3 separate regions of the Mus musculus genome follow, and regions 2 and 3 are each linked to region 1. The links are chromatin loops, found by intact Hi-C in ENCODE. Cell type or tissue: left cerebral cortex. All regions are shown on one strand. Links, peaks and the distances in the headings refer to the core of each region. The heading gives the core; the rest is flanking DNA.

Region 1 (7,560 bases), core at 1,214-6,213:
TGTGCCCCTCCCCCAGACCCTTCCTCTAAGTGAGATTGATTTATGATGATTAGAGTGTGTGACTGCCGTGTCCATTCCTGGTGTGGATTGCTCTTTCTTTACCCATCATCCTAGTTTACTTCACCTCCTTTATGTCCTGACCTAACCATAACCTCCTCAGCGTGGGTTTCTTTGGCTACTTTACTTAAAAGCACAGTTCTAATCCAGTAGTCCCCACTCGCCTCTCTTATTTCTAGATGTTGAATTTTTTTGTTTCCCTTAATGGCACATAGGCCTCTTGAGGACAGGAACTTATACTTGTTTTCTTCATGGTTTGACTAGGAGGAGGAGATGCCTAATAATTTGATCAAATGATGTCTGAATACATGTATTTTGGTTAGTAATTTACAGTGTCTCATGGAGTCCAAAGGATATGGATGGATATCTCTCTATCTCTATCTATCTATCTATCTATCTATCTATCTATCTATCTATCTATCTATCACTTCTATTTCTTTGGGTTCATTATAGTCACAATTGGCTAGGAATAGTTTTTAAAAAGCTATGTTAAAAACAAAACAAAACAAAACAAGGTAGAAGCCCCCTTACTCTGTCGACATGAAGATCAGTACTCAGTCTTACAGCGGAAGAGATTTAGATTTATCTAAAATGGTCATGGAGTGCCCTCTTTTGGTGAAGCTTCCAGAGAATAAACTGTAGGAATGTTTTATTGAGATCAGCAGTACCACATCAGTACAGCTGGGGGATGTGGCTCTGTGGTATTGTGCTGCTCTCTTGACTAACATGCATGAAATCCTTGGTCCATTTCTCAACAGTGGCAAAAGACAGTAATGTACTTTTAGGTGTCAAAGGTTCATACAGGGTCCAGGGCCTGGTGGGTACCCAAGCTTGACAACCTTGAGACTGTACTAATTGTAGTATGAGCTCATTAGCACAGGGGGAAATTTCCTAAACAGAACTCCAATGGCTCAGGCTCTAAGATCAAGAATTGATAAATGGGACCTCATAAAACTGGAAAGCTTTGGTAAGGCAAAGGGCATAGTCTATAAGACAAATTGGCAACCTACTGATTGGGGAAAAAAAAACCGTCACTAACCCCACATCCGACAGAGGGCTAATATCCAAAATATATAAAGAACTCAAGAAGTTAACCACCAAAAAAACTAAACAACCCAATCAAAAAACAGGGTATAGCACTAAAATGAAAGACAGGCGTGGTGGCACACGCCTTTAATCCCAGCACTAGGGAGGCAGAGGCAGGCGAATTTCTGAGTTTGAGGCTAGCCTGGTCTACAAAGTGAGTTCCAGGACAGCCAGGGCTACACAGAGAAACTCTGTCTCGACACCCCCCCCCCAAAAAAAGAGAACTAAACCGAGAATTCACAACTGAGGAATCTCAAATGGCTGAGAAACACCTAAAGAAACGTTCAAAGTCCTTAGTGATCAGAGAAATACAAATCAAAACGACCCTGATATTCCACCTTACAGCAGTCATAATGGCTAAGATCAAAACCTCAGGTGACAACACATGTTGGAGAAGATGTGGAGAAAGAGGAACACTCCTCCATTGCTGGTGGGATTGCAAACTGGTACAACCAACCACTCTGGAAATCAATCTGGAGGGTCCTCACAAAAATGGAAATAGATCTACCTGAAGACCCAGCAATACCACTCTTGGGAATATACCCAAAAAGATGCCCCACCATGCTACAGGGCACGTGTTCCACTATGTTCATAGCAGCCTTATTTGTGATAGCCAGAAGCTGGAAACAACCTAGATGTCCCACGACAGAAGAATAGATACAGAAAATGTGGCTCATGTACACAATGGAACACTACTCAGCTATTAAGAATGAGGACATCCTGACTTTTGCAGGCAAATGGATGGAACTAGAAAATATCATCCTGTGTGAGGTAACCCAGACTCAGACGGACATGCATGGTGTGTACTCTATGTACTCACTAATATGTGGATATTAGCCAACAAAACAAAAACAAAAAAACCCCAAAACCAACATACAGAATACATAAGATACAGTCCCACAGAATTCAAAAGGCTCAACAAGCTGAAGTGCCCAACTGAGGATACCTCAGTTCCACTTGGGAAAGAGAAGAAAGCAATCACAAGTGAGGAGGGAGGGAGAGACTTGGGAGGGAAAGTGGATTGGGTGGTGGGGCAGTGGGGGCTAGAGAGGAACCTGATTTGGTATTGGGTGAGGGAAAAGGACTGAAGCCCTGAGGGCCTGCAGAAAGAATTTCATATCTTTCTTGTTCATATTCAGTTTCAAAATTTTTTTCTTCCAGATATCTTTTCTTCTTTTACCTAAATCCACATTTTTATCTTTTATTAATTATTTAATTTTCTTTTTTTTTTTTTGTTTCCTGAAACTGGGTTTCTCTGTGTAGCCTAGGTGTCCTGGGTGTCTTGTTCTATAGACCAGGTTGGCCTTAAATTCAGAGATCAGCCTACCCCTGTTTTCCGAGTGCTGGGATTAAAGGCATGTATTACTACTGCGAGTCTTTAAGATTTTAGACATGTTTATTTCATTAGTTTAATTGTGTAATTGTTTTGTGTGTATGCATATTTGTGTACTATATGTGTGTTGTGCCTGCAGAAGTCAGAAGATGGCACTGGGGCCGGGCGTGGTGGCTCACGCCTTTAATCCCAGCACTCGGGAGGCAGAGGCAGGCAGATTTCTGAGTTCGAGGCCAGCCTGGTCTACAAAGTGAGTTCCAGGACAGCGAGGGCTACACAGAGAAACCCTGTCTCAAAAACAAAAACAAACAAACAAACAAACAAACAAACAAAAAAAAAGAAGATGGCACTGGGTCCCCTGGGACTGGAGTTGAGGATGGTTGGTTGTATCACATGCATTATGGCAATTGAACCCCAGGTCTTCGGTGAGGGAAGCCAGTGTTCTTAATCACTAAGCCCTTTCTCTTGCACCAGTTATTAATTGTTTAACATAAGTGTAATTGACATAATACTTTAGAATGGAACCCATTGACCTTTGAAACACAGACACCTCCTCTAGTGAGACCTTCAGCGTGGGAACATAGCGAAGCACAGCTCAGGTGACTTCCTTGGTGGAAGGCTTCCTCCTTCCTGGGAATCCGTCTGTATTCAGAGTAGGAAAGGAGCACCTTTGCTACCCATTTAAGCAGTGTTCAGCCTCCATTTCACTCTGGTGTTGTTAGAGCCATCAGCATAATTACGGAGGACCATATTAGTGTGAATTATTCATACCATCCGTTATAGCTTCAAGCCCTCTGGGACCCTTCCTTTCCTTAAAAGTTCTGGTACAAAATGGTTTAGTAATGCAGGACATTCTATGTTTGATTTGATTTCAGATGGTTTTCCATGCTCCTGAAAACTATGTACAGACACATGTATACAAGGAGCTTGTCACAAGAGGGCACCCCTGCAGCATTCTCTATAAAGTGAATGCCGTTCTGGGTATTAATTCCAGAGGAATGATCATAGAGATGCAGTTTGGACCCACAGAATGAATTAGAAGCTCAATAGACAGTTATTATCGGACAGCATGGGGAGTTCTGTTCATGAAAATTTATTAGTATCATAAGAGGATGTTCATTTATTTAGGGTTTTGGAAATAGGATTTCTCTGTGCAGCTCTGAGTAGTTCTGGAACTCACTGTGTAGATCAGGCTGGCCTGGAACTCAGAGGTCTGATAGCTATGCCTGGCTATAAAAGGATTTTTATAGGTTATACAAAATTCAAATTATTATTTCTGTTTGTGATTTATTCAAGAGCTTCTTTAGCTTAGAGTTCAATTTCCTGCAGAGCACGGTGGTACACACCTTTAACCCAACACTCAGGAGGCAGAGGTTGGCAGATTTCTGTGAGGTAAAACCAGTTTGATACATGCAATGAGTTCTAGGATATCCAGGGCTATATAGAGAAACCCTGTCTCAGGCAAAAAGATAAAAATAAAACTTAATTACCATTTTATTAACACCATATTCAGGGCTACAGTCATCTCAAGCTCCACTTGAGCCGGATCTTAGTTTCCAAGACTATTCCCATGGCGCCCTCTACAGCCCAATCTGCAAAATGGCATTTGGCTTCCTTCAGGCCAAATGATAAAGAGGAAGAAAGAATGCACAAATAGAGGCTACAGGTACAGTTTCTGTATAAGACAGTCCTCCAAATGACACTTCATTATTTTATTTGTTAGGAGTAAGTTATTCAGAGCCAGGCCTGGTGGTGCATACCTTTAATCTCAGCACTTGGAATGTAGAAGACAAGCAGATTCCTGTAGGTTTGAAGCCTTTATGTCTTTCACTCTACAAATAGAAACATTTTCACGGAACTTTATTGAGATTATAGTGATATTTAGTTTATGTTGAAAAATTCATCTTAATAATGTGTAATGTATCAACTCTGGGCAGGGATTGTTTAAATTTATTTAGATTTTGTTTGACTCCTGAGTATGTCTCCCCCCCCCCCCCCCTTTTTTTTTTGAGACAGATTTTACTGTGTCGTTCTGGCTGTCCTGGAATTCACTATTCTGTTGACCAGGCTGGCCTCAAACGCTTTTTTTTTTTTCCTGACTCTGGAGTGCTGGGATTAAAGGCATGCGCCACCACATTCAGTTTGAATTTGTTCATTTTTGAAGATTTAAAAAAATTATCTCGCCAGGCAGTGGGGGCGCACGCCTTTAATCCCAGCACTCGAGAGGCAGAGGCAGGCGGATTTCTGAGTTTGAGGCCAGCCTGGTCTACAGAGTGAGTTCCAGGACAGCCAGGACTACACAGAGAAATCCCGACTCAAAAAAACAAAACAAAACACATTTCAATTTTAGTAAGTGATTTTTTTCATTTCAAATTCAAATTATTTCTAAGCATTATTGGCAACACACAACATAACTTTTGTCTCTTGTCAATTCATATAGTTTGTGGTTTCTTCCTATTACAATGGAAGTCCAACATGTTGGTTCGATTTCAAAATGAACTTGAAAATTACTGTGTGCTGTACCAGAATGCTCAATTTGACGATACACTAGTGATGTAAATGGTTCATAGGATTTAAGAAACACGAAGCGTTCAGCTTCCTGCAGTGCTCTGTACAGCCAGAAGAGAGCCCCAGACCTTAGTAGGCTCTGAGACCTTAGCATAGCTGACTCCTGGACAAAAATACTATTCAGGCTGTAAAACTCAGCATGTAGACAGCGCCATCTGCCAAAACTATAACAAAAACCTAATCCATCAAAGTCCATAGTTACGGGAAAGTCTCTAAATGTACTAACCTTGCCTTCTGGCTTCTGAAGTTCTGCGTCTGGCTAATTGTTCTGAACTGAAATATATCAATCTGGGACATGGATTTTGTGGGGCTTCTCTGATCTCCTGAACATCAAGGGTAGTTGCAGTCTGGATAATAAGACTTTTTATTGGCTTAAACCCATGTTTAGTAGTCTTCTCTGGTGACTACCCTACAAAAGATATCACACCGATTTTCTAAGGCTCCACGTCTCCCACAGAGATATTTGGTCTGATTCTAGGATGAACACACTGAAGCTTCCTTCTCAGGTTCTATACTACTTTGGGATACTTGGGGTTCACATGAGAGAAAGGTGAAGGAATTTCATATCGCGATTATCAGATAGGTACTTGATCTGAATCTTGGTAATTCGATAGTGGACCCGGTGGAAAAATGTCCTTCTATACTTACCATAGTTTCCCAGAGGCTCATGGGTAATGTAGTCCCTAACATACAAGGCCCTCCCACACAGGAGCAGGTAAACAGCTCTGACATTTGGCTGGTAGGCATCTCTGTGTCCTGCGCTCTCTTGGCAGCTACCGCATAGAAAGTCGCATCCAGGCTCTGTGCTGACGCCTTTGCTCAGGCTGTGCGTTTCTTGCAGGGTTTCTGAAGGCGGGTGGGAAAGACGAAAAGAGGAGAGTGGTCTCGGAACCTTCGGGAAGCGGGACCCGTGCCTTCTACTTCAGTGGAAACAGAAACATAGGTGGGTCTTGGAGGAGGGACTGAGTCGCAGTTCGAGGGCGGACCGCAGCGGCTCAGGGGAAGGTGACTGTGAGACCCATCGTTCCCAGTCGGAACAGTCGGCCTGAACAGGGCTTTAATGGTTGCTTTATCCGAAGACTGCGCTAGGAGTATTTGGATCTGTGATTCCATCAGTCCAAAAGGGCCAACACGGACGCTCTGCCAAGGAGGTGAGAGCCCAAGATGGCGACTTGGGGGTGAGGGCGGTTCATGTCTGTGGATTGTCAGGGCCGGGAAGCCTCCTGTGTGAGCTCACATTCCAGTAAAGAATCTTGCTACCTGCTTGGCATCCATTTTTTGGGAGAGTTGGGGTGGAGAAAGATCGTTAATCTGAGACCGGATTACAAAACTGGGAATTTTCACACGACCCAGAAATCCCAAACTGCGAGCCTGGGAAAATTGTAAGTTGATACCACGGTGCTGGAGCCGGAAGGGGGAGGTCTGTGACCCACACATCTGTAAGAAAGAGGGTGGTTTTTATCCCAATGAATTGGCCTGAAATTCCTAGAGAAATTCTCCCGTAGTGACTGTACCCTTATGTGTATTGGCAATTGTATTCGTCAGTTTTCCTGTCTTTATGAAGTGATGTTTTTGGCACTTGAGGTTTGAGCTCTTAGAACAGTGGTTCTCCACATGTGGATTCTCAACCTGAAAGGGTTGGGGGTGGGTGGGTAGTGTCAAACGGCCCTTTCACAGGGGTTGACTATCACATAGATATCCTGCATATCAGAAGTTTACATTAGGATTCATAACATTGAGCAAAATTACTAATAATCTAATAATCATTAAAAATAATGTTATGGCTGAGGGTCACCACAGCATGAGGAACTGTAGTAAAGAGTTGCAGCATTAGGAAGGTTGAGAAACACTGTCTGAGGCTTTGTTTAGTTTCTGAAAATGTCTAGTACCAGAGATAAGAGGTTATCTCAGAAGATTCTAGTATTGTTATAGGAACATTTTCCTGGGAACAAAGTGGGGAGGTTTCATGTTCTGAAGAGGGTGTGCAACTGTAGCAATCCCATCCCCCTAGTGAGGAGGAAGACCATTAATAACAGACCAGGAGGCCCTGGGTCCTGGTAGGGAATTTACACCTGGTCCAAGCCTTTGACTGCTTCACTGAACTCCATAGAACGGCAGGCCCCTGTGATACAGGCTCCTTTGACGATCCCCGTACTGGGATCAACTGGGTCTGCCTACATTTTCATGGTAGAGATTGCATTATTGCAAGTTACCTACCGATACATCATCATATGCTAACCTTTCAGAACAGGACAGGAGCCAGTCTGGACTATCAGGTTTACCTTAGTGCTCACTCCATGTTGGTGGCCAGCACAGGGAAGGTCTGCTGGGCTATGAGTGAATGCATTTGCCCTTTAGACTAGAACACTGTATTGAGTATACTGCAATAGAGAAACAGGCTGGGAAGCACCAGTGTGCCACATGGCTCAATAGGCTAATGAGCTGTGGGGGAGGGCAGAGACAGGATATAATTGTTCCGTTAGACGGAGGTTTTTTTTTTTTTTTCCTTAAGTTTT
Region 2 (7,560 bases), core at 1,280-6,279, 810 kb before region 1:
ATGAAAGTTATAAATTTCTTTTTTAAGTCAGCATTGTAAACGCATTTTATAGGGTTCACGGTATGTATTACATCTGTACGTTTAAGTCTTGAGATATATGTTTTTAAAAAATATTTGTGGTTTGAAATTTTAAGAGAAAGAAATTTTCTTTGTGAGTCAGTAGAAGTAAAGGAGGGCAAAGTCGAACAAATAAAAATAAATGTATGGAAAGACAATCTTGTTTGATTTCTCAGCTGGTTATCCTGAAAAGGACTTCAGGTCATGGTCTGGCAAGAGTTCACTCACAACACAGAAAAAAAAAAAGTGCCCTGTAGATGAAGCTGCCATTGTTTGCGATCCTGTTCTAAAGCAGATAAATGAATTTGAGCAACGTGAGGTTGGGATTGATATTGTTCTAAAAATCAGATTAAGAATTCAGCCTTGCAAGTGTCAAAACTGCACCAATATCAATTTGCTTGTGAAGGGAAACGAAAATCAATTTTCTTGCCAATCCTTTGCCTATCAAAATGTGTTTTCATCTCAATTATTTTATTAATAACTTTGAAATAAGGTTCGATTCCAATAACAATTTAAATTGCACAGTAAATACTATCAACAGACACTAAGTACCATCTACTAACTGGGGATCTTCTAGCACAGTTCAAAGCTCCGTTAAAGTGATCTTTTGTGTTTTTCCCCTACCAGAAGCCTCTGTTATCTTTTAAATTTCAATTTAATTGTGAGGATTTTTAAAAGAAGTGTCATGGATTTCTCATTCCAGTTTATTTTAAGATATTTCATAAGCGAGTTATGAGAATGGTTTTGGTTTTAAATGAGTTTAGACAAATATTTACATGTTGAATGTCTTAAAAGTGGAGCGGGTGTTTACAGGTGCTATTGCTGTAGGTCAGCGGCATTAAAACCATGCTTGTATCTCCATAGTAGAAGAGAAATGTTCAGAATGGTCTCTATGTCCAGGCTGGAGATCCAATGACATTTCCTCGCGGGTGAGGGTGAGTGGGTAGGGGGAGACGCAATGAAAAAATAACAACATATGCTTCCTTTCTGGGAAGTTTTATTTGGTTGTATTTTGCATCCTCCTTTGTGATCAGTTGTTGAGTAGCTGCCCGCACTGATTTTCTGTTCTTTTCCAGTCCCTGCTTTGAGGAGGCTTTTGATCACTCCATGCTAAGTGGCGGTAAGAAATTGAGCATTTAATGTTGAGGACTTGCAGATAGAAGGAGAGAGGAGCCCCTGAGGCGCGGAAAAGGCTCTCAGATTCCGGTCCCAAGATCCAGTGCAAGTTGGGAGTAAGGGAATCGCAAGAGAAATTTCTCCTTATCAAAATTTAAGTCGCTTCCGTATGATCCCGCTCAATCATAACTCAGGCCACGCCCTGCCTCTTTGTTTCCGTTTATAATTACAACTCTAAAAAAGGACCTCAATTTAGACCCAGAGTGAGCTTAATTGGGTACTCTGCTGGTTTGCTTTTTAAACTATCATTTATTGCTTGGTATTGATACAAAGCGGACAAAAAGATTTTTTTGAAAGTCTGATTGGGGCATCCTAAAACTCTGGAGACCGATCTTCCAGGAAAAACATTTAAGAATTCAAATTTCCGATGAGGTTCCACACCTGAAATTAAAAATTCAGCCCGGCTTTCTGAAGTCTGAGTTGCTTGGGTCAATATCTGCATTTCCTTTCATTTCTTCATCTCGGTTTCCATTCTTTCTGGTATTGGTGCCTCCCCTCCCTCCCCCCACTCCCACCACTGCTGAAGACATTCTGATTTACAGTTTGACTGAGAGCTGCATTTCTGTTTAGAAGGTGAAATGTCCAAGTCAGTTAGCCAAATTATTCCCCGACGGTTCCAATATTGCGCCAGAGTTCCAGAGTCAGTTATTTTTATGTCCGACTGTATTTCAAATGTGCGGGGTGATAAATAAAACCCGCCTCAAACTTCAAACTATCTCAACCTGATGAGGAACAATGACAAAAATTAACCCAGCCGAAGCGTCGGGTTCTCGTGAGCCTCTGGTTCATAAATCACGGTGCGTGTGGTGCGCCCACTTGCAGCCGCGCCTAGGCGCGCCTAGGCGGTGAGCGCGGCTCGGAAGCCGCGGCCCAAATAGGGATCGGACAGACGGGATGCAGAGTTCAAGTCATCCGTGGAAGGGGCGTGATGCGCGGGGGCCGGGAGGGAAGAAACTCCTGGCCACGCCTAAGCGACCCCTAACTAATTCGCCATTAACAGTTCTCCCAGGTGTTGTGTGTAAAACCGAAAAGGGGCTCGAAAGGGAGAGGAGAGGGAAGTGTTGAAGGAATGCAAGCCGAAGTTCTCCACCCATCCCTCTGCTGGCCTTGTCCCGTGAAAGGCAAATTCTTTTCTGCTCTTTCCAGTAAGCCCTTTTTGCAAAGCCGGGGGAGGCCTTCTGGGGAGCTGAGCTCGGTGCGGCCAATCCCTGAGCTGCCTGCTGGAGCCTCCACTCCTCAAAGCACACTTCCCAATCCAACAGCCAGACTTCCACTTAGCCCGCACCCCTTCTCCCAGAGCTGGAAGCTGACCTCTGGCCTCTGGGTGTTTGACCCGCTGGGACAGAGGGTGGTCCCGCCCCCTGGCCTTGAACCGCGCACCTGTTCGAGAGCCGGGCCCCGGAGCCCGAGAGGACCCCGTGGCTCTTGGAGGCCGCAGGGGGTCGCGGCCATCTCGGCGCCCGGCGTACAGTGTGCTCGGTGGGTATAGGCTTCCTCCTTCTGGGGTCTGTCACTAGCGCCCGTCTGTCCACGGAGCTCCAAAGCCAGCCCTGCGTTACACTTCCGAACGGGTCGGCGCTTCCCTAGCCCAATGGCAAGGGCGCACAGCTAACAGCGCAGGGCAAAACCATCAGGAAGATCTGGATCCGGAGAAGCGCGTCCCTTACGCTAAGAGGTGACGGTGACTTAGTAAACAGAGCCTTGGCTGGCGTGCAGTCAGTTGCGAATTCTAGGTCAACCTCAGTGACCTCGGGAAAGCGGGAAAAGAAACGCAGTGCAGGGGTAAAAGGAGGACTTGTTGAGCCTTTTGCACATTTGAACTAAGAATTCCCTAAAAATGAAAAATTGGTTCAAAATACTGAGTTGAAAACTCAACCTGTAAGAGAAGTGTCCCAGTGGTCGGGCCTGGCGACACGGGCACTGGTGAGCGGGCTGCTCTCTAGTGCTGCATGTCCACAGCTTCATCCGCGGAGGTCTGAGACTAAAACGGAAGAGCTTGGCCCTAGCTAGGCAGCTCCGGACCGGCATAGGCATTTAGTGCCGTTGCCCTCGCCTGCTTCACGCCGCCGCTCGGCCTGACACAAGCAGTAACACCTTGGCCTGTGGGCCTTAGCACAAAGCAAGGAATCCAGAGCGTTTCTGGATGGCGGGAGGGAATGGTGCCCTGTCCTTCGCGTGCTTCACGATTTAGGCAAGTGTTTATGGCAAGACCCAAAGGCATTCCAGCCACAACCCCTGCATCAGGCTGAATAATAATCCCAGCCTGGCTGGCGGGTTGGGCGGTGATGAGACAATATATCCAGGTGGGGGGTAGGGAGGTAAGGAAGTGGTGGCAGAAAGTCTGTCAACTATTCTGCTGGGTGGCTGTTTCCCACCCTCCTTGGCCTGGGGCAGCAGTGGCCTCTTCTCGCTGGAGTCCCCTACTATTCCCATTGCTGGCAGCTCGCGGGCCTGGCCTGAAAGCAGGGTCCGGGCCCAGGGCGCCCTCTGGGGACCGTTGGTGGCATAGCCATAAGCCCGACTGTTAAGGGAGCAGTTTTACCTGGGACTCCCTGCAGACCCAGGCTGTACCTGTGTCCAATTCTGGGTGGCAATCAGAACCCTTCACCTCGCAGCCGCTGCAGCCCTAGGACGCCCCAGAAATCCAAGCCCCGCTGCAAGGGAAGCTCTGTAGATGGATGCCTTTTGTTAGGATGGAGAAGGCCCCTAGTTCTCAGGACAGAGAAGGGCCTGCCCTTTCACTATTCTACCTGACCTCCATTAAGATAATACCCCCATATCTATCCCCCCCCTTTTTTTTTACAGAAATGTAAAAGCCATTGTTGAAATGGAAGCCTCCACATGGGCAGAGGAAGACGGTGGGAAATGAAAAAGGCAACCTGAGGGGGAACCTGGACAAATGTTAACAAGGATTCCTAACCCTGGTGTGAAGGCTAACCTCAGGATTAACTGAGCCTGACCAAGACCCAGTCCCCTCCAGCTGAGGGATCTTTCCCAGTGAAGTTCCCACTTCCCCACACAGTAAGCTGGAGAGAGCCCTTTGCCACACCTTCATTTTCATTTGCAACCCCCCAATGACCTTTTTGGTTTTCCCAGTAGTGAGGTTCTCTATCTCCCCCACCCTTTTTCTTCTTTTTCTATAGTCAGGACTTTATTACTAGGTCAACAGTGAAAAACTGTCTAGGTCCTGCATGATAACAACTAAGACAAGTGTAAAGTGACCTGTCTCCAGGGCGGTAACCTGCAGTTCCTATGGACTCTCCATTGCACAATTATTCCTGATAATATGTATGCTTTTTTTTTTTTAAGAATAAACCATCTCGGGGCAGTTACAGTTGCATTAGTGTATGTTGTGGAAATACGCTCGCATTTAGAGGACTTTATTAGAAACAGCTGGGACGTGAATGTTTCAAACCTGAGTCTCCTTACCCTCAATATCTACTTTCCATTCTGACTTCCCCGAGAGCATCCACATAATGCATGCTCTCTGTGTGTAATACAAGACACTTGTTTAATAAAGCGAACGATTGTCTGTGTCAGGGAGATTGGTCCTCTCTCCCTCTCTCAGCCCATGTGCAGAGCAGATCAAAGACCTAAACTACCTCTGTCTTTCTAAAGACAGCCAGATGGTGTCTTGATTTTTCTTCAGTTTTTTTTTAAAGCAATAGAATTCAAAGCACTAAAGAATCTGCATGGGTACAACAGATGAAAGCTCATCCCAGGTAAATTATTATTTTTTTTTTAATGTCACGCATGCTTTACTTTAGTCTGCTAAGGTTTGGGGATGCTTTGTGAGAGTACTTACAACAAGCATGTAAATGCTGTGTAAAAACTTAAGGCTGCATAAAATTGAAATCAGAATCCAGAGCCAAGATGAGAAGAAAACAAGAGCTCTGGTGTGCATGTGGGACAACACACAGTTTATTAAAGGAGAACTTGAAATTTGCCTCTGAGCTTCCTAGCAGCAAGGGAAAGAAGTAAAAAAGCATGATCCTCATTATACAAGGAAAAGTCGAATCATTTCTCTGTGGTAAGAGGTCCCTGTGTCGTTCCTGAATTGACCAGGATGATGAGGCCAGCAGTAGCAGCAGCAGCAGCAGCAGCAGCAGCAGCAGCAGCAGCGAGGGGGTGTCTTATATTCTGCTCCATTAGGGAATCACCTGCTCCTGTTTCACCCAACAAATTCCTGGGCTGTGGTTTTACTTCACTGCACAGAAGTCAAAGGTGCAGCTCTATAGGGATGCAGTTTATCTAGAGACCTTAGGAACCAGTCTTGAATTCAGCACTGGCTTCTTAGGGTTTAAACAGAATACAGGCTACAAGCCCTGGCAAAGTGCTTAATCTTCCTCCCTCCCTTGCTGCCTCCTTCCCTCCCACCAGATTCTCTTTACAATATGGAGGCATTTTGTTTATAGAAAGGACATTCCAGAGACTGATACCTAAAGACTCTCCAACAGGATCTTCTCTGTAGCCCAGGCTGCCCTCAAACTCAGTTTAGCTTCCCAGCAAGCTTGGACAATCACACCTTGCCTAAGAAACTTCAGAAGCATGGGCTTGTCCCTGCCCTGCCCTTTTGACTGTCCTCAGTGTCCCTCAACTCTGTCACTTGCCAGTTTTCATTCTGGCAGCTTCAGAAGGGCATTTCTATATCTGTGCTCCAGAGAAAATAAGAACAAAATTTGGTCTCCAAGGCTTGTCAGTACAGAGGCTGAAGACCTCTGTGTGGCCTCTGTGTGGCAGCCTGTAGGGTGATCTGGGTCCCCCTGTGCAGTATGGGTTTGAACAGTGGCTAGATACATCTGAGTATTCTGGAAAGTCAGAGTGTCACTCTGGTTTTGCAGGAACATCAGTATTCCCCTAATGATGGGAGACTTGGAGCCTGGGGAAGAAGAAGGGAAAGTTTCCTTTCCCTTGTTCTCGATCACCTGTCTCCTCACCTTGAAATGCTGAGTCAAGAAGCAGGTTGAGTTTTATGAAGACAAGTTCTCCTTGGTACTGGATCCACCCTCTAAGACTGACTGGGAAGGCCCACTCTGCAAGTGTCCTTCCTTCTTTCCTTCTCTCCCTCCCTGTTTCCCTGCCTCCCTCCCACTTCTGTCCTCCCTCCCTGTTTGGATCATATTGGATGCTCACCCTCCTGCTGAAGCTTCCATGTTTAGAATGGGTTACATATCCACCCAGTGCATCTCAGTCTATTTCCCAAGGTTAACTGAGCCCAGATTAAAGGAATGTATGTGCAACTTCCTCTTCAGCTAGAGTGTAAACTCCCTGAGGTCAGAAGCCTGCTGCTGTGTTTGTCTTGATCTTTTGAATATAGAACAGCAGATAATTTGTTTCCACTTGCTCCAGGCGGCTCCAGGCAGCTCCAGGCAGCTCCAGGCAGCTCCAGGTAGCTCCAGGTAGTGGGGTGTGATGGGATAGGCAAGTGAGAAAGGCTTGGAATAAGCAAATGGAGCATAAAGGCATGCTGGCTTTGTCACTGGCTCCAAGATCCCAAGAAATAATCAAACATCTTTAGATGAGGGAATCTCAGCAGCACCAACATTATGTGGTATTAAATTTACCTCCCAGCTGAGAGTAGTCAGGCTTTCTTCTGAGTTCACCTGCATGACATGTTTGCTTGTTTGTTTGTTTGTTTTAAAGATTTATTTATTGTTATATGTAAGTACACTGTAGCTATCTTCAGACACACAAGAAGAGGGCGTCAGATCTCATTACAGATGGTTGTGAGCCACCATGTGGTTGCTGGGATTTGAATTCAGGACCTTCGGAAGAGCAGTCAGTGCTCTTAACCGCTGAGCCATCTCTCCCAGCCCGCGTGGCATGTTTTTTAATTTGACACTTAAAGAATCTTCTATGTTCTCATGATATCTTATAACCCCTTCTTCTTGAGACAGGGATTGATGTAGCTCAGGATGACCTCAAACTCACTTTGTAGCTCAAGCTGGCTTTGAACTCCTGACATTTCAGTCACCACCTTCCACGTGCTGTGATTACTGACATGGGACACCATGCCCAGCTTTTTCTTCCTTTTCAGTTATATAACACTCCCACCCTACATTAACTTTAGGATGGATGATGATTAGAGATAAGCTTGTGAAGCCTGAGACAATGTTAATATCAATTCTCTCCAAAATGCTGACCAATGTTTTCACCATTGAACTCAATACTTTGGTATTTATTTATTAAACATTTAGAATAATATTTTATTACTTCTTTGATAATTTCATATATGCATGCAATGTATTTTGATCATATTCACCCATAAAACCTCTGCTAACTCCTCCAAGATCAAACCCCTACTCCCCACCTCCTCCCAATTTCTTG
Region 3 (7,560 bases), core at 1,280-6,279, 140 kb before region 1:
ATAATAAAAATATCTTAATATTATCAGAACATTTTATTTCATAAGTGCATGCTATTTCAAAAATACCCCTAAGAGCCGGGCAGTGGTGGTGCACACTTTTCATCCCAGCACTTGAGAGGCAGGTGAGCTCTGAACTCAAGGCCAGCCTGGTTGAGAGAACAAGTTTCAGGACAGCCAGGGTTACAGAGAGAAGTCAGGGGGGTTGCGGGGAAGGGGGTGTTTCTGAATCCAAAATAAAAATTCACTTTAAAAATTTATCCTAAATAATTCATATAAAGGCAGGGACATCACTGTGCTTCATATTTTTCCTTTTTAGTTGCACCTAGGTTGCCTGAGGTGAACTCTCTAGATTAAAACAGACAATTTATGCTGGAAAAAAAAAAGTCACATGCCCAGGACTTACCGGAAATCATCCAAACTTAGGCTACCTCTGCAATATCAGATATGTGAGATTATACGAGGAGAGGAGGAGAGAGAGAAAGCCCAGATATTAAATATGTTTCACCTTATAATTCAAAATCAGATTTAAAAGCTTCAAAGTTATACAAGTGCGAAGGAATCCTTATCAATAACACGATACAGGGAAGAAGACAGCACACAGCTGTTTGGGTATTTGTGATCTAGATTATTAATGTTTTTGAAAACAGTATGTTGGAAAATCATTCAGCATGTTCTTTTCCTTAGATGTACCATGTGGTACAGCACAACACAGAGAGACTAAACTAACCAACAGAAGGTCAGATTTTCAGTACAGAACTGTGTCCATGTTAGATGCACTCATTCATGAGGCTTAACACATTTTAGCCTGAGGTAAAATGAGTGTTTTCCCAGGCATGGTGCCTCATGCCTGTGCCTACGATGTATCCTAGCACTTGTGTAGTTTGAGTCTAGCCTAGACTGCACAGTAAGCTCTTGTCTCATACATACAGCAGAATGTCGGGCGGGGCGGGGGGGCCACAAAGGACGTCAGTAGTAACATTGTTTGCCTAATACACAGATGCTCTTGACTCAATCCCAAACAAACAAACAAACACAACTTTTTAAAGAAATCTTGAAGCTAAAAAAATATATTCCTAAGGAGTTGTACTTTGAGTACACAATAAACTGGGTCAGACTTCGCTGTATGCATTAAAAATTTACTTTTAAAGTACAAGTAAACAAAATGTAAACAAACCAAAAAAATAAAATCGTCTTTAAATACTTTAAGCCATTTAACAGCAAACTGGATACTCTAAATTTCCAATCAAAGGATGTTAGCAAACTCTTCTAATGGTTAAGTATCAGAGAAGAGGCCTCTTAAGTGTGACTGCTAACATTAAAGTTAAGTAAATACGGAGAAAAACATACTTTAAACGGCTGTATTCATATCTGTATGTCCAACCTGCCTTTTTTATATTTTAAAACTAGAAAAGGTATACAAAAGATACCGGGTGCCCTTAAAAGGGCAAAGAGAGCTCTCCAGCGCTGAAGCTGGAGCCTTTGACTTCAGTCATCTAGCAGGTGGGTTTTATTTAGGCAAACAATGAAAAAGACTATAATGCCATCAGAAAATAGCAACAGCAGGTTAAAACCAGTACACACCCAGAGGTAAACTGCTTACCTGTTGAATTTGGAATTGCGTGTGGGCGATTCTGCACCTCTTAAAAGTTGCCTAAAATACTTCAAAACAACAAGACAAATTAGGATTAACAAAACCAGTACTTGACATTGAAACACACTACTTTCTCTTACTTAATCTTGCTTTTTTAAAATTTATTTCGCTACTTAAATCTCAGACCCAACACTATCAGAGCCACTCTGAAGAAGTGGAGAAGCCTGACTCACCTCATCACTGTGGCAGAACATGGGGGTAAACACGTTCTCCAACAGGGAAAGGACGTGCTCATATGCTTCAAAAAGACACCTCATAGTTTGCAGCTTCACAACATCTATGTATGGGCCTTCAGCAACTATTTAAAACAACCCAATTGTACAAGTTATTGCTGAGTAACAGAAAGGTAACATATTCATTTAAATTTCACTATGTGAAATGAACATACAAACTATGTTTAATAGAAACTCCTACAGAAGAAATCTCACTAGAATGGGAAATGAGAAAGATTTACCTCCAGCTCTGAGAAACATTAGTTATGTGAGTTGTTTTATCTTATGGACTCTTTTGAGTGTCAGGGTCCCACTAAGCAGCCAGACTCAAGTGGAATTTCCTTGTAGGATAGGCTGTCCTTGAACCCATGATCTTCCTGCCTCCACCTCCAAGGGCTAAGATTACAGGCATCCACCTTCATGCCTGCCTCAGTTATATTTATAGTGAACACTTCTCTTTCTCAAAGCTTTAATCTTGTCAGTAAAATATGTAAAAAAAAAAAAAAAAGTCTTAACTAAGAAAGTTAATAAAAGGTCCTAAGTATTTTTTAAAGCATCTTAACTGCTGCTGGAATGACTAAAAAATACGTGAAGCGCTCAAGAGTGCGCTTGGTAACTGCTCTTGCAAAGGACCAGAGTTCAGTTACCAAAACCCATGTTGGCAGCTCACAACCGTCAGCACTAGAGGGCTCTAAAGCCTCTGCCCTTCAAGGGCACCTGGGCACATGTACACACTCGAACACACACACACACACACACACACACACACACACACACACACACACACGCACGCACGCACGCACTTGAAAATAATTATTCAAGCAATAAAAAGTGCCAGGAGTGGTGACTCATGCTTTTAATCCCAGCACTGGGGAAGCAGAGATGGACAAGTCTCTGAGTTTGAGATCAACCTGGTCTATAAAGTGAACTCCAAGCTACCCAGGGACACATAGTGAGAGGCTCCTCCCTCAAACAAACAACTGTATAAATTAATCTTTTTTTAAAGTAGAATAAGAGACACGAAGAAAACGCAGCAGACGGGAACAATGCCGACCACCCATGCACTATCCGCTCTGACTTACTTCTTTGAATCTCTTCGACAATGAAGGGATCAAAGCGAATTTTGTCAATGCTTTCATCCAAGCAGTAGGTCTTATAAATCTTCTGCAATTCTTCATGGAGAGATAGCATTTCATCATTTGATAACTCTGGACGCAAAATTCTATCATTAAATTCCTCTAACAAATTAGAGAGAGATTAAGAAAAAAAGTTAATATAAATGCTTTCATGAAAACTTCACGCTCTTATTCTAACTAGAAGCAGAAAATATAATCAAATTATTATTTTAAACTTTTAGAAAAGGACTTGAGAGTAGAATACTCAAATTAAAAACAAATTCAGCCAGGTAGGGGTGGCGCAAGCCTTTAATCCCAGCACTCGGGAGGCAGAGGCAGGCGGATTTCTGAGTTCGAGGCCAGCCTGGTCTACAGAGTGAGTTCCAGGACAGCCGGGACTACACAGAGAAACTCTGTCTTGAAAAAAAACAAAAAAACAAACAAAAAACAACAAAAACAACAGATACAAAAAAAAACAAACAAAAACCCAAATTCAACAAGATTTTTATGTTAATATAAAATATATAAACATGGCTAGCAATACAAATTTGCTACAACAGACTAGTAAGCATATTTGTAATATTTTCTATAAAGAACATATTAGATTAGTTTCTCATACCAAAGATCTGTCAAGATTGTAAAATCTGATTGCTCACTAAGTAATAATGACAATCCAGCTCGGAAAGTTTCTCACAGATCCAACGCGCCGTGATATTCCAGCTTGGCACTCCTAACAGAATGCTGGCCGAGCGGTGCTGATTTGGACTGTGAGATCTTTCACACAGCACCACCACACTGGATTTTTAGAGATTCTTTTCTGCTACTAGAATCTGACTGCAGGCAATGTTACGGTCATGCCCCACCTAGAAAGGACTAGACAGCTGGAGAAGCTCAGTCACCCGAGATATCTAGCATGAAATGTCGTCTGGACAGCAGATCTGCTCTAAACAGCCACAGCACTAGCAAGCATGGTGACGTCACTGGTGACACGCAGAGGAAGCCTCACCGACTGTCAGACAGAACTGCAGGACGTGCACGGCCCCTTCTTGTTTCAGGAAGTTCATAAAGCGGAACAAAAGGTCCTGCTGTTCTCTGATTTGTTTCAGCTCTAACTTCAGCACCTTGTCGCAACATGAGAGGAAGAGTAAGTGAAAGATACATGAATGTATTTTAAAACTGTTATCTCCAAAACATTAATGCTGAAAACACTCACGGATGGCTTTTTATTTCTAGGTTCTGCAAATTTCTGCAGGAATGGAACCAAAGGGGAAGCTGGTTCAGTTGCTTTTTCAGGCTTGGAAGAAACAGAATTATCAATTCAGTAAAATTCGCACTAGAGTTGGTACATACAGTTCAAACAAAGCAGTTCCAAGTGTCGCACGCAGTACGCTCAATACTCACAGGGCTGTCGTCTATGAAGATGATAAGCAAATGATTGACAGTATCCTAATGGGACGTAAGAAGCACAGGTCAGAATAACCCACTGTCATGTTCTGCCAAAAATTCTCAGAACTTTCACATTATCAAGTTTGCTAGAAAAATAAACAGCACAGTGACTGGCTAAATATCTGTATCTGTGTGTTACAGAGGGACTCCTAAAGAACTACAATCAAACCAGTCAGAACTGTTGAAAGTGTCCATCCAAGAACAAATAAATAAGCAAAATGTGACACACACATAGAATGGATTACTACTGAGACTTGGCAAGGAAAGGACTACTAAAACATTCCTCTGCCAAGGAATTACTGTTTATGGGTGTAGAATTTACAGGATTTTCGTTTTGTTAAGACCAACACTTTGGAAGGTGATGATGATGGTCACTCAAATAAGCACATGTTTCAAAACAATGTACTATACACACAAAATGGCTAAACAGTAATTCAAGAGTATTTTATAAAAAAGAAAGAAAGAAAGAAAAAGAAAAGAAAAAATGTAATCTTACTGGATCAGCTAGGAAATCCAAAGAAGGAAGAAGCACAGAACCAGACAGAATCTCTCTTATGAGTAATGTCAGGGACCTGGAGACAGAAGTAATAATAATTAATAATAATAATTAATAATAATAATTCTGTAATCAGTGACCCGCACAAGTTCCTCATTGTCAAGCACTTAACTAACTAAAGACCCCACGGAAATGAAACTATGGGGATGGACATGGTAGCGCACGCCTTTAACCCCAGCACTGGAGAGGCAGAAAAAATTGGATCTTAGTTCAAGGCCAGCCTGATCTACACAGCAAGTTCCAGGTCAGCTACAGGCTGTACTATGAAACCATGTAGGTAGGTAGGTAGGTAGGTAGGTAGGTAGGTAGGTAGGTAGATAAGTAGGTAGATAGGTAGATAGGTAGGTAGGTAGGTAGGTAGGTAGGTAGGTAGGTAGGTAGGTAGAAAAGAAAGAAAAAAGGAAAGGGGAAAGGGGAAGGGGGAAGGGGGAGAGGGGGAAGGAGGAAGGGGGAAAGGGGAAAGGGGAAAGGGGGAAGGGGGAGAGGGGGAAGGGGAAAGAGAAAAGGGGAAGGGGGAAGGGGAAGGGGAAAGGGGGAAGGGGGAAGGGGAAAGGGGGAAGGGGAAAAGGGGAAAGGGGAAGGGGGAAGGGGGAAGGGGGAAAGGGGGAGAGGGGGAAGGGGAAAGGGGAAAGGGGAAAGGGGGAGAGGGGGAAGGGGAAAGGAAAGATGGAGCTGGGAGTGTAGTTCAGTGGAAGAGCGCTTGTCTTATGTGGCTGTTTAGGCTCCTCCCCTACGTACACACTTATCTATCCAAAAAACTCAGATTAAAATTCAGTAGGACCAGGAAGGGCCGTACAATTCTGCATTTTCAGCAAGTGTCTAGATGCTTCTGCTGCAGCATCACACACTTGGACTTGCGCTCTTCATTTGCTAAAAGTGCCCACTGTTTAAAGGAAATGAGCGCTCTCTTACAGGAGGGAGCAGGAAGACATCAGAGCACTTTTCCTTCTCGAATCTTTGCTAGCTTTATAAGTTCACGTTTACAGGCTGGAGATGTAGCTGAGAGACTGAGTAGCATGTACAAGGTCCCGGGTTTGCTCCTTAACACACACACCAAAAAACTGTGTATGTATGGTATATCCAACAGCATGCGCCCTAAGACTAAGGACAATTTAACTGGCAACACAAATGAGACTAAAGATTTCTTTACGAAGGAGGATCAGTATGTTTCCCAGGACGGATTTTCACATTTGCACTCTGCTCAGGCACCTACATAGATGAGATCACAGCAGCATATCCAGCTAGACAGCTTGATCAAAACACTAAAATACCTCTACCAACATGCACTTCTATATCGTCTAATGATTAAATATTTGCAAGTACATCACTGAGCTGAGCATGGTGACACAGACCTACAACCCTAAATTGGGAGACAAAGCAGGTCGAGAACACTATGTAGCATGGCCCTGTCTCAATGAACGGAAAGGAAGAGAGGGAGAGCGGACAGAGGAGAGAGGAAAGAATGAGCCACAATTTTCCCCTCTAAATTGTTCTTTTACTGTAAATAACAATCTAAGAACTATCAGGATAAGGGTAATGAAGTAACTTATGGGCAAAATCCACATATACTTCTCTAGAAGAAGGGGGAATGGAGGGAAGGACCCCTAATTATTCTTTCCAGCTGGACAGCTTAAAAACCAAACTTGTCTGCAAAGTATGCTCAAAGTGTTTCTGTCTATAAGAATCATGGTATGCATGTCTTTAAAAAGGAACATCAAGAAAATAAAGCAGAAATATTTCAAATAAAATTAAGTGTCCTCATTTATTTAACTGTGACTTCTACAATCAGTTTTTAATAACAAATTCTAAGGCAAAATAACAAATACTCAGCACCTAAATTGGCATTTTAACATCTGACCAAATTATTCTCAAGTGAAAAACTATTCATACCATAAATTTATACCAAGTTTTAGTGAAGCCTTATTATAATAAAACAGCAATATACATGCTATATGTATATGCTATATAGATATATTCACTATATACATTACAAATACTACTATGATATTTTCTAGTGCGTTTATACCTGCAGTCTGTTGCTTTAGGAGGCAAAATATAAGGAAAAAGTAACTCAGTAAGCTTCCTTAAATACTGTAATTCATCTCTTCGACTTCTCAGGGCCACATGAAGCTCTGGACCATATTCTTCTAAAGCGGCTTGTTGTAAATACTCCGTGTTCTTTACTGTAAATAACAATAAAAACTATTGGATGAGTTATGAAATATTAAATTACTTCATTTGCATTAGCATACAGAACATGTATTCCTCATTCCTCTCCTGGCCCCTGCTTTCTGAATAGAAATGGAAAATTTTACAGAAATAAGACATAAAGGAAGACTTTCTCCTCTCCCATGAACTTACTTACAGCAGTGGTTTGAATAGGGATGACCCCATAGGCTCATAAATTGGAATGTTTGTTCATTAGGGAATGGTAATACTTGACAGAAATTAGGAGGTGTGGCCTTGTTAGAGTAGGTGCGCCTTGTGAGAAGTGTCACTGGGAGGGGCTTTAAGGTTTCAATACTTAAGCCAGGCCCAGTGTCTCTTTCTCTTCCTGCTCCCTGCCAGTCCGCATGTAGA

What was found. Hi-C counts contacts between places; a loop is a spot of excess contacts. Peaks named below come from ENCODE experiments on the same cell type or tissue, not always from the same donor. Only the 100,000 strongest peaks of a DNase experiment are listed, where the experiment ranks them.
Region 2: it touches region 1 in a loop (4-fold over the local background); 5 of 42 quality-filtered maps call a loop at or near these places.
Region 3: a loop joins it to region 1, with 2.5 times the contacts of the local background. A loop is called at or near these places in 9 of 42 quality-filtered maps.

The regions. Positions count from the first base shown.
Region 1 is chr9:88,542,314-88,549,873 of GRCm38, forward strand. Zfp949 (zinc finger protein 949) reads left to right here and starts at 5,707. Exons shown (of 6, transcript NM_001142943.1): 1 at 5,707-6,195. In left cerebral cortex, for the core only: CTCF peaks have their summits at 3,413 (motif pointing right), 4,076 (motif pointing left) and 5,092; DNase peaks (open chromatin) are centred at 3,425, 4,057, 5,146 and 5,735; H3K4me3 peaks cover 1,242 bases; H3K27ac peaks cover 1,082 bases.
Region 2 is chr9:87,737,146-87,744,705 of GRCm38, forward strand. Gm36767 (a long non-coding RNA gene) reads left to right here and starts at 2,239. Exons shown (of 3, transcript XR_379684.3): 1 at 2,239-2,712; 2 at 4,039-4,955. In left cerebral cortex, for the core only: a CTCF peak has its summit at 3,724 (motif pointing left); DNase peaks (open chromatin) are centred at 2,307 and 3,703; H3K4me3 peaks cover 328 bases; H3K27ac peaks cover 697 bases.
Region 3 is chr9:88,400,320-88,407,879 of GRCm38, forward strand. It overlaps Snx14 (sorting nexin 14), which reads right to left. Exons shown (of 29, transcript NM_001359958.2): 8 at 7,007-7,163; 9 at 4,921-4,996; 10 at 4,380-4,424; 11 at 4,192-4,272; 12 at 3,985-4,099; 13 at 2,946-3,101; 14 at 1,825-1,949; 15 at 1,601-1,659; 16 at 404-430. Among named protein-coding and RNA genes, the nearest start is that of Snx14, 35 kb to the right of the region's middle. In left cerebral cortex, for the core only: no CTCF peak of the experiment used is centred there; a DNase peak (open chromatin) is centred at 3,972.